Regions from separate parts of the Mus musculus genome. Here region 2 is linked to region 1. Evidence: chromatin loops called from intact Hi-C (ENCODE). Cell type or tissue: left cerebral cortex. All regions are shown on one strand.

The links. Hi-C counts contacts between places; a loop is a spot of excess contacts. Peaks named below come from ENCODE experiments on the same cell type or tissue, not always from the same donor. Only the 100,000 strongest peaks of a DNase experiment are listed, where the experiment ranks them.
Region 2: a loop joins it to region 1, with 2.3 times the contacts of the local background. A loop is called at or near these places in 3 of 42 quality-filtered maps.

Annotation. Positions count from the first base shown.
Region 1 is chr1:191,713,583-191,721,582 of GRCm38, forward strand. It overlaps Lpgat1 (lysophosphatidylglycerol acyltransferase 1), which reads left to right and starts at 4,442. Exons shown (of 8, transcript NM_172266.3): 1 at 4,442-4,623; 2 at 5,772-6,036. The coding sequence starts at 5,799. In left cerebral cortex, CTCF peaks have their summits at 4,399 and 6,949; DNase peaks (open chromatin) are centred at 4,353, 4,654, 5,294, 5,835 and 2 more places; H3K4me3 peaks cover 4,010 bases; H3K27ac peaks cover 4,344 bases.
Region 2 is chr1:191,387,096-191,395,095 of GRCm38, forward strand. The region is part of intron 1 of Ppp2r5a (protein phosphatase 2, regulatory subunit B', alpha); the gene reads right to left. It also overlaps the pseudogene Rab11b-ps1. Among named protein-coding and RNA genes, the nearest start is that of Ppp2r5a, 5.9 kb to the right of the region's middle. In left cerebral cortex, a CTCF peak has its summit at 4,408; DNase peaks (open chromatin) are centred at 4,419 and 7,199; H3K4me3 peaks cover 1,066 bases; H3K27ac peaks cover 243 bases.

The DNA of each region.
Region 1 (8,000 bases):
GTGTTATGTGCCTACCTGAATAGGCAGGACAGACAGGTGTGTCTAGGAAAATGCAACACTGGGCAGACGATTCTAGTTTAGGGTGCTGCTATTGGTGGGGTCTTTGTCTTACAGATTCTCCAGGGCCCTAGGAATAGTTTTAGCTGGGGCAGAAAAAAAAGGAAACCAGATGGACAGGAAAGGAGCCCAGGAAGACAGAGTTGTTTAGGTCATAAGAAGACTGAAAACAACCCTGTTAAAGATTAGTTACTCAAATGTTTTGGTCAAGACTTGAGGGTCAAGTCTGACCCACCTTGTCTAGAGGACTTTAAGATGATAGCCCCACAGGCTTTATATACAATGACTATTGGTATCTTTCCAGCCGGAGGTTGGTGCGACAGCAACTGGAATGCCAGACTCTCTGGGGCTGCTGACTTCTAGGTTGCCACTGTTTCTTAGCAATCTCGGGCCTGTGCCAAGTCACTGCATGGGCACAGAACTGCTGGTAGGTTCCCCCTAGAGAGGAAATAGTCCATTGGAGCCTCATTGTAGAAACCAGCACAGGCAGGTAAAATGTTTTTATAATTGCCACTAGGAAAAAGAGTGGGCCCTGGGGGAAATCTTCTACCCAAGGGACCCCCCTCTAGTTATAACCTAATTCGCTGTGCGTATGTGGATCATGTGGGTGGAATCTATTCTTCTGAGGAGTTAGGTTAGATTGTTTTCAAATGTGTGGAGACTCTAAGAAATGGAAGTTGCTGTATTTTCCCACCATGTTTTGTGGTTCAAATTTAAGGTTTTGAGACAGACCTGTTGCCGTAAGGTAGGATCTGTTTCCTTTTTGTTCCCTATTAGGGTTGTACACAAAAGCTCTGCAACTCTGGAATTAAGGTTCGTGTTTTGTTAAAAATAGCTCTAAGGTGGTGGAACAGGAAACTGGAAGCCAGTTGTCACTGACTTTTCTACAGCCATTCTGATCTTCCTGTTAGGATCATTCAAGGAATTTATATCTCTATTTGCATGTGGTAGAATGCAAATAAACCATAGGAAAACCTCAGCAAGTTAGTGTTAAAAAGTGGCAAGGCAAAAAAGTTATTATATGCAAGGAGAAAAAAATGAATGCAACATGATAAACTAAAATGAATGTTGAAATATAAGAAATGAGAAAAAGGAAGAAAAAAGGAAAAAAAAAAGAAATATAAGAAATGGCTGTAAACACCATCTGAAACGGTTTCCTGAACAAGTTAGACCAAACACCATTTTTCATGATTTATAGAGGTTTAATTATCTTAAACTGAACATAATTCTGTGGTCAGAAAGCTAAGAAAAACCCCTTCCATATGCCGTTGGCATATTTGTACCTGTAGCATGGTGTGCTGCACAATTTGCTGAACTTCAAGAAAAGCTGCACAGGCAGCTTCCTGTAAGGGTAGGCTAGGGTACAGCTAGAGCCTATTTAGCAGGCATTCAGCCCCAGGTTCTCCCCCACCAAACAACAGCCACCAAACAAATCCTCCCGGGTAGAAGCTAGTTAAGATAATGAGATGATCTAGGGAACTGGGCTTCTTGGTACTTTGCCTGAAGAGCAACTAAAATGACAATGTCTGCTGCAGTGTAGAGAAGAGAATGCTATGGCTGAACAGCACCCCAAAAATTCATACACTGGAACTCAGTTTCTGCTTCCTCAGAATGCAAATAGACCTGGGGCCTTAAAAGAGACAACTATTTTGAAACGCAGCCATTAGTGTGGGCCTCAATCCAATCAGACTGGTTATCTTTTAAGAGGTTTGACTGGGTGTGGTGGCACATGCCTCTAATCTCAGCATTTGGAAGGAAGACACTTCTGTAGAGTACTGTCTGAGCCAAATAATGAGGTGAGGGCTGGCCTGCTGGTTTCCTATGAAGACCTGTCTCTCAGTGAAACACCAGAAGGGATTTGGACAGATCTAGAGACAAACGCTTATAGAGAGATGCCATGTGAGTACAGGGCAAACCAAGGAGACAGGCCAGAGAAACCAAACCTGTCCACACCTTGATCTTTGGCTTTAGCTTCCGGAACTTGATGAAAACTAGTGACTAGCATTTTGTTGTGGACTAATGCAGACAGAACAGATGTGATCCAATAATAACTTGCAATTAAAAGGTTGTACCTCCAAGATTCAGGTTACTTAAAGTCTATAAACTATCAACCTCAGAATCTCCTATTAACAATTTTTGTTTCTTTGGTTGACTGGTTAGATTTCTGAGACAGGGTCTCTCTCTACATAGCCTCAGCTGCCTTGAAGCTCACTACATAGTCCAAATTTGCCTCAGACTCACTCAGAGCCACCTGTCTCTGCCTCGGAGTACTAAGATCAAAGGTGTGCTCCACCATGCCTAGCATTCCTTTAATACTCTGAAAAAAATGCAGGCCCCCAAGATCTCCTGTTATACTATTCTTTTATGTATCTGGGTTCTTACTGTGGTAAAATGTCACAAATGATGCTTTTGAAACCGAAATCTTGAGCTCCACTGCTTGGCTAGCAAGTGCTAATTCTCTTAAGTTAGTGTATCTAGTGTTCAGGCAGATGTTCTACCATCTAGTAAGCAGATATAAGTCTCGATGCTTGTTATCAGTGTCAGTGGGTACCACAGCATGTGGAGAAGCTGAGTGAGATGAGAACAGGTGGAATCCTTGAAGAAATTGATGTTTGATTCTGGAAATATGTCTTTTGACTATCTTCCTTAAGAATATAATGACACAACTTGAATGGTCATCTTATTACACTTCTCTCCTTAGGTTTATTTGAAGTTCTTGGTGCCTAAAATGAAAGGAAGAATGGCCAATGAATGGGTGTATCTGACTTTTCTTTTGCTACTCATCAGTTGAGCCTCTATGGACAGTTCCTTGACAAGGCCAATTGCCTTTAATTCTTTTTAGGTGTGCTTTGTCACAGGTTGGGATGGGCCTTGAAAATACACATGAGCTACATCCCTAGCATGCCCTGTACAGTAAAATATGTTTGTGAACAGGTAAAGGATAATAATAGCTATAAAGGCTAACATACATGGAAATTATTTATATATCTATATCAATATCATACAGGTTCTGTGTAGAATAGGAATTAAAAAAATATTTTCACATGGCAAAAGGCAACTTGCCTGTCATTCCTGGATCAAAGTTGGAGGAAAGAGAGGGACAGTTTTATCAAAGCATGAACATTTTTTTGGTTTGATTTTTTTTTTTTTTTTTTGACAAGGTCTAGTAGCCTAGGCTGGCCCAGGACTCCTGGCACTCCTGCCTTAGCCTCTCTGGTGCTGGGATTATCTATGAGAACCACCACACTGGGCTTTGACATTTTCACAATAAGTGATACTCCTTCAAATATGGCAGTTCCCTAGAGACACGTGAAAACTGCCATCCTAGCTGGGCATTGTGGCTCAAACCTATGACCCCAACTTTGGGGAGAATGAGGCAGGATGTTTTCTACATGTTGAAGGCCAGCCTGAGCTATGTTATAAATTACAGATCAGCCTGGACTACATAGAAAGTAAGGCCTGGTTTTAAAAGAAGGAGAAAACAAACTGCTGCTCTAGTCACAAAGCTTTACCTATTCATAGACAGGATCTCTAACTCATTCTTTATCCTAAGCTAGCCTGAAGCTCACATCAATCCTCCTGCCTCAGCTTCTCAAGTGCTGAGATTAGGAGCATCAGCTACCACACCCAACAAGAGATACTGGGTCTGAAAGGACCCTTGGTTTTGGTGGTTTGGTTTTGTCTTAGGTATGCTGTCTGTATTCCTTATGGTGTTCAGCCTTTGAACCCAAATTCAGCTAATGTCCTAGTAGTGATCAGGGCTGGCTAGGAGTTCTTAAGGCCATTGTATTCAGTATCAAGCATGTGGCTAATTGTTTTTTCTTCATTAATTCAGTTCTATTTCTGTGCAGACCACTGGATTCTCACTGATCTGCCCCCACCGTGTGTGTGTGTGTGTGTGTGTGTGTGTGTGTGTGTGTGTGTGTGTGTAGCGGGATTGAAAATGTTGTCATTCAGGTTTCAGGTGCTTTCCAGAAACAAGAACTCTGGCACTTAAAACAATTGATTTAAAACACTAGACCGTAATGCCTTGGGGAGGTTCAGAAGAAAAGCTCTGAGCCCAAGCGAGTTTCTTTAGGAATGAAAAGGAGAAAGCGTGCCAGCCTGGGGCGGCCAAAGGAGCCGCAACAATGCAGCGCAGCGGCCCTTTTGGCTGAAAGGGGTCCAGGAGGGCCCGAAAGGTCCGCGCGCGCTGGCAGAGCTGGCCTTCTTCCTAGACCTTTCCGAGCAGCGTTCTGCCCCGCCCGACTCGGAGCTCGGCGACGTCCGGGGCCTAGGCCGGGCGGCCCGGGGCGCCCTCGACCGCGCACTAGGGGGTCCGTGGGGCGGGCCGCGCCGCGCCTTCGTTAGAGGGCGCTCAGGGGCGCCGCCGCTTCCTCCCGCCAACCCGCCCCGCCGGCCGGGGCGCACGCAGCCACCGGGCCCTGGGGAGCGAGCGAGTCTCCACGCCGCCCGGGACCTGGAGCCGGGAGGGCCGCGCCGCCGCTGCCGCCGCCGCCGCCTCCTTCCGCCGGCCATGCATTCTTCCGGCTCCCGCAGCCCGGGCTGGGTCCCGGCCTGCCCAAGGTAAACCTGGGGCGCGGCGGGCCGGGCCCGGGAGGCGCTGGGGGCGGGGAAGGGTGCCGTTGGTCGCGTGGCCTGTGGAGGAGGCGGCGGCGGCCCGAGGGCCGAGGGCGCGGTAGGCCCGGGGAGGAGGCGGAGGCGGGGGCGCGGGGCATCGCCCGCCTCCCCGGGACCCGCCCCGGTGACAGGTCCGGCCTCTGAGTCCCCACCGCGCCTCTGTCCGCAGGCAGCCGCGAGGGGACTAGGGCGCCCGCGCGCCCGCTCGCGCCGCGCCTCGGGCCGCCTGGGCCGCCGCAGCCGCGTCCATGACCGCGACCCCCGGGCCAGGGACTCCCGCCGCCGCCGCCGCCGCCGGCCCTCGGCCCTGTCGCCGCTCGCCGCTCGCGCCCACTGAGGTGAGCCCGCCGAGGAGGATACCTGGCCGAGGGGAGCCCTCTGTGGAGAGCCCGCTGAGGGGACCCGGCGGAGGAGAGCCCGCCGCGGCGACCCGGAGGCCGTCCGGCTCCTCACCTGAGGAAACCGCTGCCCGAGCCTCCTCAGCCGGGCGTCGCGGGCTCCACGGGCTCCGCATCCCTCGCCCCTCGGCTTCACCTTCTGGTCCCGCTCCCCTCCCCCTCCCCGCCGGCTTCCTCTCATCTTCCTCCTTCTCCTCCTCCTCCTTCCTGGGCCCCTCTCCTTTCCTTTCCCCTTCAGTGGCGAGGAAAAGCAAGCACCCCGCTCTTGCGGACGAGCCCTTGGGGGAGCCCCGGTAAAGGCATGGCCGGGCGTTTCAGGACCGGCGTGGCGGGACCTCCGGCCGGCGGGTCCTGGTCCGGGTCCAGGTCCGGGGCAGCGTGCGGAGACCGAGGGTCGCAGTGCGGGGCCGCCACCGGCTAGCGGGACGGTCTAGCGTTGGTTAACTGTGTTCCGCCGTGGCCCGTGCCCCGCAGAACGGCTCTCTTGACCTTGTGCGGCTCCTCCCTCCTCACTGTCCCCCTCTGGAATTTGCCCTCGAGATCGCCAGGCGGGCGAGCGAGCGAGCGAGCGAGCGCTGCATCTGGAGAGCGTAGACCCTCGCGTTTTCTTGTATTTTTGTGCTGGAGATTTCTGTGCTGCTGCCGCCGACTGCACCCATTTTTCCTTTTGAAATGATTTTTTCCTTTCATCCCCAGAAAGACAGGACCGACGCCAATGTAAGAATGGCCGTGACCGTGGAAGAAGCTCCGTGGCTGGGCTGGATTGTAGCGAAAGCCCTGATGAGATTTGCCTTCATGGTCGCCAACAACCTGGTCGCTATTCCATCCTACATCTGCTATGTAATTATACTGCAGCCACTCCGAGTGCTGGACAGTAAGCGCTTCTGGTATATCGAAGGACTCATGTACAAATGGCTTTTAGGAATGGTGGCTTCCTGGGGCTGGTATGCTGGATACACAGGTAAGAGGGAGAGCACTTTAATGCCCAGGAACCAATTTGCAATGCTATGCATAAGTCAGGAGCCATGATTGAATCTATGTTGTGCTTTGAGTTGAGAATGCCTTGGCTATTAGGAACAAATAGTCTTGTTGGATTTCTCATCAAAACCTCAGCCAGGAAGCCTAATGTTTTCAGAAGTATAGTTTTATAATTAAATATTATTGATAGATGCCTTAAGTAGTGTATTTTTTATTCAGTTGACATTGACTCATTAAAGTTGGTCCTTAAAAAGCTATCACAGAGGAATAGGAATGCACTACATAGGACTTGAGGGCTTCCGTAGTGAAGATGTAAGTAAGATACTTAGCCCATACGCATTGGACATAAGAAGAGCCACAGAGACATATATATTTCTGCTCAGATAGTTTAATAAGTTTTTCTCATGTAATGTAATACTGCACTGTGTAATGTTTTAAGCTAAGTGTTCCCCATGTCTATTATGTTTCTTTTGTTTTCTAGAATTTATATTTTATCTCATAAATCTATTATTAAAATTTTTAAAATATGCTAATTTCCCTGAGTGTCTTTAAGTGGATTTCTCTCTTTGCTTTTAAACTTCGTTTTGGGGAGAAGGGGTAATGCTGTGCTGAAGTGGACTTTAATAGCACGACATGAGACGAGGCATGCGTTTTCTATACGTAAACTTCACATATTTTGAGAACTTCCATTTCTGCCTAAATGCAGTATCCTTTATTTTCTTTCATTGATCATTTCTTCTTTAGGATTAGAATAATGCAGAAAGGGTGAGGCTTCTAGCACTTGTGAGATGTGGAAACTTTTATTATGGAAACAAAACTGGTGGGCAGATTCCTCAGCAGCTATGCTGCAGTTCACAGCTAGCGAGAGTGGAGGGTAGTGTTTAAGGATCAGACAGCAAAAATGCTTCTCCATTTTTAGCATCTGTCTCCCTCTTGCCTGCACTGCCTGCATCTGCAGATTTTATCCATACACCAGAAAGGGATTGACAGCACAGGGCCTGGCAGCCTCCTGCTGTGTGAGAGAATGTGTCTGTGGCCCCAGATGAAGGGTTTTTCCTTCCCTCGTTACTGTCTGGTACTCTGTAAGGCCCTGGCCTGGTACCTGCATTGCTTCTTGGCAATGAGCTGTTGAGATGCCGATATCTTTGTGGATACTATGGGTAAGCAAGCTCCTTGTCCTTTTCAGTGCCTGGTAGCAATACTAATGATAGAGAGAAAATGACATTCCTGCCCGTCGTGCTGAATCTCATCTTAATTGCCTTGCTTGCTTGATGTCATTGGCTTTCCCAAGTATTCTATGTAATAGCTGGTAGCTCAGTATACTTATGTTTGCTTGTTTAAAATGAGCTTTTAGGCTTTCAAAAGCAGCTTGTATTTTTTCTACTTAAAAGCAATGAAATAACTGAAACATCTGTATCTATGTGTGGTACATACTTATGCGGACCAGCCTGATGGAGTGAGTGTTGACCTTGAGATGATGAGAGATGAGCGCTGCTGCCTGAAGGCTGTCACCTGTGGCTAGGACTCCCTGTAGTTGTCCTTTTCTTAGTTTTCTTTTTTTTGGTGGTGGTGGGTGTTACTTGTTTTGCTCTTCTTGAGACAAGATTTTGTTTCTATGTCCTTGACCATCCCCAAACATGTCACCCACACTGGCATTAAACTGGGCTGCTTCTCAAGTGCTGGGAAAACGGCTCACCTCCTGTGTGTTTTTTAACAAAAGCTTCCTGAGGTGTCTTCTTCCTTACTAACTACCTATCTTTCAGTGGTCATGGTGTGACCTCTGTGCTTTAGTCTCTTCCAAACATTTGCTCTTCTTTAGGCTGCTGCATGCTGACAATTTGATCAGTTTTTCATCAGATTTTAGTTTCTAGTGAGCAGAACACTTGCTTTTGGAGAGTCTGGTCACAGCCTGATCATAACAGAACTGTTAAGAAGTCAAACAAAGTA
Region 2 (8,000 bases), 330 kb before region 1:
CTCGACATGACATTCAAAATTTTCCACGCTTTTTGATCCCTGAATTCCCCTTAAAGAGATAGCCCCTCTGGCTATCTATCCCTTGCTTCAGGGAAGATGAGCGGGGATGAGAGCCCTGGGATGTATGCTTGTTATAGTGTGTGTGTGTTTTGTGTTTGGCACATGTGTTAGGTGCAGAGTGTGCGGCCCGCACTTTCGCCATGGTAGCGTAGGCTTTTGCTGCAGTGGAGGCGGGACAATCTCCTCAGATTCGGTTTGCCGCTCTAAAAGAAATTATGCTGCGTTATGCCGTGGGGTGCGAGGCTAAGCACTGCACAGAGGATAGCTTGCTGTTGGCATCCTGTGGAAGGCATGTCTGATTGCATGAAGGTTCAGTGTCCTAGTTCCCTTCCCCCAGGAAAAACGACACGGGAGCTGGCCAAGACCTCTCTGGGTGATGAGCCTAAGGGATGGTTTTGTGTAGGGCCCCTATGCTTGCACACGGGGGATCAGACCTCTACCTTCACCCATGAGGCTTGCTTGCAGCAATTAAGATCTGGCCATAAGTTAATTAACATCCTGGCCTTTTGATGCACCTGCCACAAGCAAAACACAATCTCCCCAGGTGTGGCTTGGCATGATAGAGAGGTAGTCAGTGATAAGACTCCCTGGGCATGTCACCAACCTAAGACAGGGATCAAACCAATGCTGTTTGTCACCCAAGGACGGGTAAGGGGCATGGTTGCGGGGGGCTATCTACAGACATTCTCTCTGCCAAAAAAGAAAAAAGGGGGAATTGTGGGGAGCGGGTGTGGCGGCAGTCCCAAAGGCGCCAGGGACTGCAGCTAAGTCATATGACTTGCACCTGACTTCCTCATATAAGACACAAACATCTTGAGTGCTGCGCAGGTGTACCAGGATACAGGTGAATCCAATTTGATGGAGATTTGCCCCTGCTGCCCTGATTAGCTGAAGCTGCGTGCCTGGTGAGGTGGCGTGGCCTGCTGTGCGTGGATGGGAACTGAGAGTATAAAAGAGTGAGAGGCCCAGGGCTCGAGGGAGATATAAAAACAAGGGAGATATATAAACAAGGGAGATATAAAAACAAGGGAGATATAAAAACAAGGGAGATATAAACAAGGGAGATATAAACAGGGAGATATAAACAGGGAGATATAAACAGGGGAGATATAAACAAGGGAGATATAAACAAGGGAGATATAAACAAGAAGAAACAGGACTGAATAAACGTGTGCAGAAGGATCCTGTTGCAGCGTCGTTCTTCCTGGCCAGTTGAGTGCGCGCAACAATGCTACGTCATTGTCCAGTTTCATCTCCTCCAGAAACTCTAGGAGACTAAAATCAGTTAAGTGTTTGATGAATTCTCCTAATTAAGTCCATGTGCAAGTCCCAGTTATCGCAGACCACTTTATCTCCTGCTTTCAAATTGGGGGGGGACCAGTGGAAAAGACAGTGCTATGCTAATGTAGCCACAGTATGAGAAAGTTCTTATAGCCTACACACAGCATCTCCAAAAGACAGGTTTTTCAAGACAGGGTTTCTCTGTGTAGCCCTGGCAGTCCTGGGACTCACTCTGTCAACCAGGCTGGCCTCGAACTCAGAAATCTGCCTGCCTCTGCCTCCCAAGTGCTGGGATTAAAGGCGTGCGCCACCACTGCCCGGCTTGCCCTGCACTTTGACCCAGCGTGCGTGCACGTCCTCGATCCTTGGCCAGCCCTTCACCAGTGTCCTCCCGGCCCCTCCCTTGTCCCTCTAGGACAGGCTGCTCCCACCCTCCAAGTGAGCTCCGCCTGCCAGCCCAATGGCCCAGGAAGAGCAGGAGTCCAGTGGCCTCTCCTGTCCTGCCTGCTCAAGAGAAGCTAAAAGCCCCTTGTTTATGTACCTGCTCTTGGATATTGTGGGCATCTTGACAGGATAGGGAGGTTGGTAGGATGGACAGGGCCAGCCAGAGGTGAGGAAGATGAGTGGAAGGAGCCTGCTTCTCCTGTTTTCCAGACTCCAGAGATCGAAACCGCCTTTCCTCTCTGGCCAGTTGACCAGCTGGCCCTGTATCCTCATCCCAAACTCTCTCTGAGCTGATACCTGAAGAGCCAGGCATCAGAGGCTGAGCAGGTGGACATTCTGGGCTCTGCCTCCTGCCTACACCACCATAGCCAGTGCCAGCACGGCCTCCAGCATTCCCAGGCCTGCGCACTCCTGCTCCTGCCTGTAGATTTATGCTGGGAGAAGACACCCTTGCCCCCTCTCCCTCCTCCTCTGCACGCAGCGCTCTCCTCTGTCCATCCCCACTTCTCTGTCTCGTCTCCGTGTCTGGTCAGGAACCTGTCTGCAAGTGAAGCAATATCTTCGTGTTTTGTATATACAAAAAAAAAAAAAAAGAAATAGGTTCTCGGGAGCTGGTGAGATGGCTCAGTGGTTAAGAGTGCCGACTGCTCTTCCAAAGGTCCTGAGTTCAAATCCCAGCAACCACATGGTGGCTCACAACCATCCGTAACAAAATCTGATGCCCTCTTCTGGAGTGTCTGAAGACAGCTACAGTGTACTTACATATAATAAATAAATAAATAAATAAATAAATAAATCTTTTAAAAAAAGGAAAAAAGAAAGAAAGAAATAGGTTCTCTTAGATCATGTAAACCTACCATAGTCAGCAAACTACACTGACTGACATGACCAAATAAAACCTAGTAAGTTTCTTTACAGGAAAGTGAATCAAAATAACATTTCTAAAACTTTTCATTACTCACTCAAAAAGCTCACGGAAACAAAGTCCTTCAGCAAAGAGTTAAAAGTTAAGATACACATAAAAAGTCTCGAAACTGCTTATTATTCAATTATCCTGCTCCGACAAGCAGAGTCTATTTTACATAAACCCAGCCTGTCATGTCAAACTTCCAGCAATTAGGTTTTCTTGTCACACAATAATGTACTAAAAGTAATTATAGATTTTAGATCTGTTTCTTTTATTTCCTTCAAGTACATCCTCATAAATTAAGACTGCACCTCAAATGTAGAGATTAATATAAACTAGCCAGGCAAGGTCCTGCAGGCCTGTAATCCCATCACACGGGAGGAAAGAGAATCATGAGTTCAAGGCCCATCTGGGCTACACAGTAGTGAGTCTGAGGTCAGTCCAGAATACACCATGAGATCTTACCACAAAAAAATAAAGAGAAAAAATATAAATCATAGATACAAACTATTTCAGCTTATCTGATTTTATTCCACACAACTGTACACAACTGCTTTCCTAGAACATCAGTGCTGGGTCACGCTATGTCAGACGCAAGGGCAGTTTCCTTTGCTTTAATCTGGCATTTGCTGTGCTCACTTCAGCAGCACACATACCTTAGACCAAGCCAGAGCCTTACTCATTCTTTACGATTATCAAAGTACTAGGAAATCAGAATTCATTTACTTAGCTTAACTGTTTTAGGCATAAATATATTAAAACACAAAGCAAACAAAAAAGAACGGGTCTCATAGTCAATATTGAACATTCTGGCAAAAGCACTATCAATGCAGGAAGGTAGGTGACTAAAAGACAACCAAGGAGAATTTTATCAAAATAGCGACTGTGTCTACATGACATTTATTATACTGTACTTGGTACTATGTGTTTTGAAAAAAAAAAATCTACTTTTGCAAAATAAAATTTACCATCTCATTCCAGGGAGCAAACTACTAAATATCAACTGAACATTCACCCACAACAAATCAACAAATGGTAGTATTATCCAGAGTGGTTAGTAGAAAGGCCAAAGACAAACTAGGAAAATGAACTAAAAGCGGCTCTGGAGCCTCACTGCTACCTTCCACAAAGAGCCATGGTCAAGATTAAGTTGAACATCAACATGAAAAAAATCGCTGGAAGAAAACACTTGATAAAAAAATAAATATAAGACATGACGCAAAACAGTTAAATTCAACAGCTCACTTTCCCATTAGTTTTGTTTGTTTTGTTTTTTAAAGATAGGTCCACTATGCAGTCTTGCTTGGCCTGGAATTTGCTATGTAAACCAGGATGGTCTCATACTCAGAGATCTGCTTGACTCTGGTGGCAGGAGAAACAGTGTACACCACCATTATATTTTAATATACCCAGTAGAAATATTAGGCTAAGATCTTCAAGAAAGAGAAGACCTCAGATAGAAGACAACAGTTTGGTACTCCAAAGCAATTGGCGTCATCACCAGTGATCCCGAAAAATGAAATTAAAGCTAAGCCAACATCTACTGTGTTCCCAAATGTTTGTTGCCTACTCAATCTCAACTCCAAACAACAAAACAAAAGCAAGCGAGCAAACACCTGATCTCCTGGCACTGGATGACAACAGCTGGGCTTTCTTTAGATATCAAACAAGACCTAACAGAATCTTATCATATGAAAACTCAGAACAGTGCCGACTAGCCAGCCATAGAGGGCAGCAGAGTTAAAAGAGTAAATTGTAAATACCAGAGGGTGAAGTGAGGGCAGGAAAAGTTAATGGGCGGAGAGTAAGGAACCATGAGTACCAAAGAGAAAGACAAAGCTTCAATGAATGAATTAATCCAGCAGACACTAAATTTGTGCTGCTTGGCCCCCACTCCTAACTGCACATGAGGATCACCCTGGCAGTTTTAAAAAACAAACAAGCCTAGATTCCACCTTAGACCAATTAGCAGACTCTGAGGGATATAGGCCAGGAGAGGATATTTTTTAAGCTTTCCAAGTGCCTAAGGAGGACTATACTGTGTAGCACAGTCCTTAACACCCAGACTCTACTGCATATGCTACAATGTTAAAAGCCAAATTAAAAAACAAAGCAAAGCACAAAAACCTATTATTTCCCAAATATATTATTTTGTAGCTAAACCTTTGACTCTAAAACTCAAAGGGGCAATAATAACCTAAATACAATCATCACAGGCCTTTATCAAGGAGAACATTATTCCTACAGGTGGAAAACAGTAAGTTCACAGGGGTTAAACAGCTAGCCCCAAGCGACTGTGAGTCATCACTGAAGCAGGGAGACAATTCAAATCTGCTATTTACAGGACAGCGCTCTACTCCAATGGTCTCACCAACTTGTTAGATGTATTTTCCTAATTTATCACTTTACTCAATTAGATGATTCCAAAAATAACACAGAAATTAATAAAGATGACCAAAAAAAAAAAAAATGAGGTGGGGATATGATCGTAAATAGGAATTCTGAAGACGTTAGCCTTAAAGGAGAAAGATTTTCCTCATATGAAGACTAGCACTAGACACAATATTGAGCAATTTCTCTAAGTATATTCTTTAAAAGTTTTTTTAAAAATTATTTCTTGTTGAAGGGTTATGACAAGTTAGAAAACAGTCCCTAAACAACTGAAATGTTATAGCCAGTTAAAGCATTTCTCTTAACTTGTGCAGATGAATTTCAACTTTACCTTAGTATTTTTCCTATTTACAAAAATGTTGTGTTTGGATAAATAACTGAATATCCATGAACCTTAAACGTTAAAAGAGTAGTAGTAGTGGTGCCCCTCCCCAAATCAACTTAAAAAAAACCCTAATTCTGTCACAATTCACTCAGAAGATCACTACCTCAACAAAACATGTGCATAGACTTCCCCCTAATTCTAAGCAGGCAACTGCAAGCTAACTTCAGTCAGCATTAATGTTCTGGCCTTAGTTTTTCAGAGATCAACAATGAAACTGAATGATTCTCTGAAAGTTTTTTACCTCATCTTTTTTTTTTTTAATTTGTTTGTTTGTTTGTTTGTGTGCGGGTGTATGTCTGTAAACCCCTTGTGTGCCTGGTGTCCTCACAGGTCAGAGGAGGGCTTTGGATCCCCTGGTACTGTTGTTACAGATGGGTGCTGGGCTCAGAACCTAGGTCCTCTGGAAAAGCCAGTGCTCTTAACCAGTGAGCCATCTTTCCAGCCACTCTTTATCTCAAGAAGAGTTCAATCTCAAAATCAGTTTCTGCTCCTTGCTGTTTACTAAGAGAAATGTGTGTCTGTATAGTCATAGTGACTAATTTGATTCCTTTTCTTGGTAAGAAATTATTACTACAGGCTGGATAGATAGACCCCTAGGTTAAAAGTATGTACTGCTCCCAGAGGACCGCAGCTCAGTTCCTAGAACCTAAGTTAGAGCTATTCACAACCACCTGTAAGACCAACTCCAGGGCATCCATTACCCCTGGGCTCTACAGACACTACTCATACGCCCGCACACATAATTAAAAGTAATATTCCAGGAAAGCTTTTATTTAAGCACTACTAACAATTACTCATTTAAAATATTTTAACCTGTATTTCAAACACAAGAGAATGGAAGCTAGCTTGCTTTGCTTATTTCCAGGCACTTAAATTATTTCATTTACTCTCTCCAATCCTGGGAGATAGTATTATTCCCACTTTACTGATAAGGAAAATAACTCAGAAAGATCAAAAACTTACTTTCTACTGTAACGACCTCTCCTGGCCAGACTTTCTCAACCATACTACTTGAAGTTTATGTAAAATGAGTTACAGCAAAACTACTGGCATTTGACCAAAGTCCCAAAGTCAGAAGAAACACCATCTAGATAATCACAGGTCCGAAACTAACCTGTTCAAACCTCAAAAAAAAAAAAAAAAAAAAAAAAAAGATATTTGTGAAAATACACTGAGCCCCAGACTGTTAGATAACAGCATAATAGCATTACTATAGTAGATTGAAAAGGCACATAACAAGAATTAATGACACACAGTTTTTGGTTGTTCCAATTGTCATAGGCAATATTGTCTTGTTTTGTTTTCAAAGATAATTATTTGAAATACTAAGCTGTCTATACACGTAAAGGAGCTATTTTACCAAGCCAATCCTTTCAGAAATTTAAACCAAAATAGGCTAAACACTGAAAGATGACCTATCTTAAATAACAAGTTCCTGAATTGTTCATTATGAAATAACAAGTTTTAGGTAAAAAAATTACAACCTACAAGAACACAAGTTTCAAGACCAGAAAAGGTGATTCACATATACTGATCCTGGTTTTATTTTCTAGCATCTAGCCCTCAGAGGAACTTACACTATTTATTTTTAACATTTTCAGCCTTAAAAATCATGCAACCCACTCACCTACAAGGTTTTGCAAAAATAAACTGAAAAGGTTGGATTGTTTTGTTAATCTTACTCAGAGTCTGTTTCTAACAAAACTCCTTGGCACCTTTCCAGTTCAGATGCATGTGGACAAAGTGTAAGCAAGCAGGTTGGTTGATATAAAATACTTGAAAGATCTTGGATGCCCATGGATATCTGAATCACTCCACAACCAGTGAGATTGTATTTCAGAGCAGTTAAGAAAATTTCTCTTTCATACGAAAGGGTTTTCTGCTGTTGTTTTTGCTAAAACCCACAACTGGGGGAAAATACTACTGACAGAAAAAACTCTCAACACGGTGGTATCAAGGGCACTGCCAAAGCACCAAGTAAGACAACTCCATTAAAAAAAAAAATCACTTTTCAAGCATTTTGACAACTGGATTTAAAGCAGTTTTTCCTGAGGATTTTATTTTCAAGTAAAAAGTTTTACTTCCTCAATCGAATCTGCATCAGTTTATCATGAATAATACCTTATGGGGAACACTATACACGCAAATTTCAATTTCTTTCTACTACTGACCAAATTCTGTATGTGAAAACATTGGCAGTTCCTGCTACATCTTCAACCAAACATCAGGTAACTTTGAGTCTGATTACTGATTCTGTGGATTTCTGTCCGTCTTAAAGGCAAAATCTACTACAGAGGCATCTCAAGACTAACCAGATGTTTAAAATTCAATTACTAGCAGAGGAACTAAGAAGTACAACACTAAGAAGAAGAAAACCACGTTAGCAAATTAGATACATAAGAAAAATGCTAGTATCGAGACTTCAAACTAAAATTAACAGGATAAACTAATGAAAAACAAAGGATAAAATAACTCTTAATTAAGTATAAAAGCTTAAACCTCTGAGTAGCAATTCACTATCCTAACAGGTAG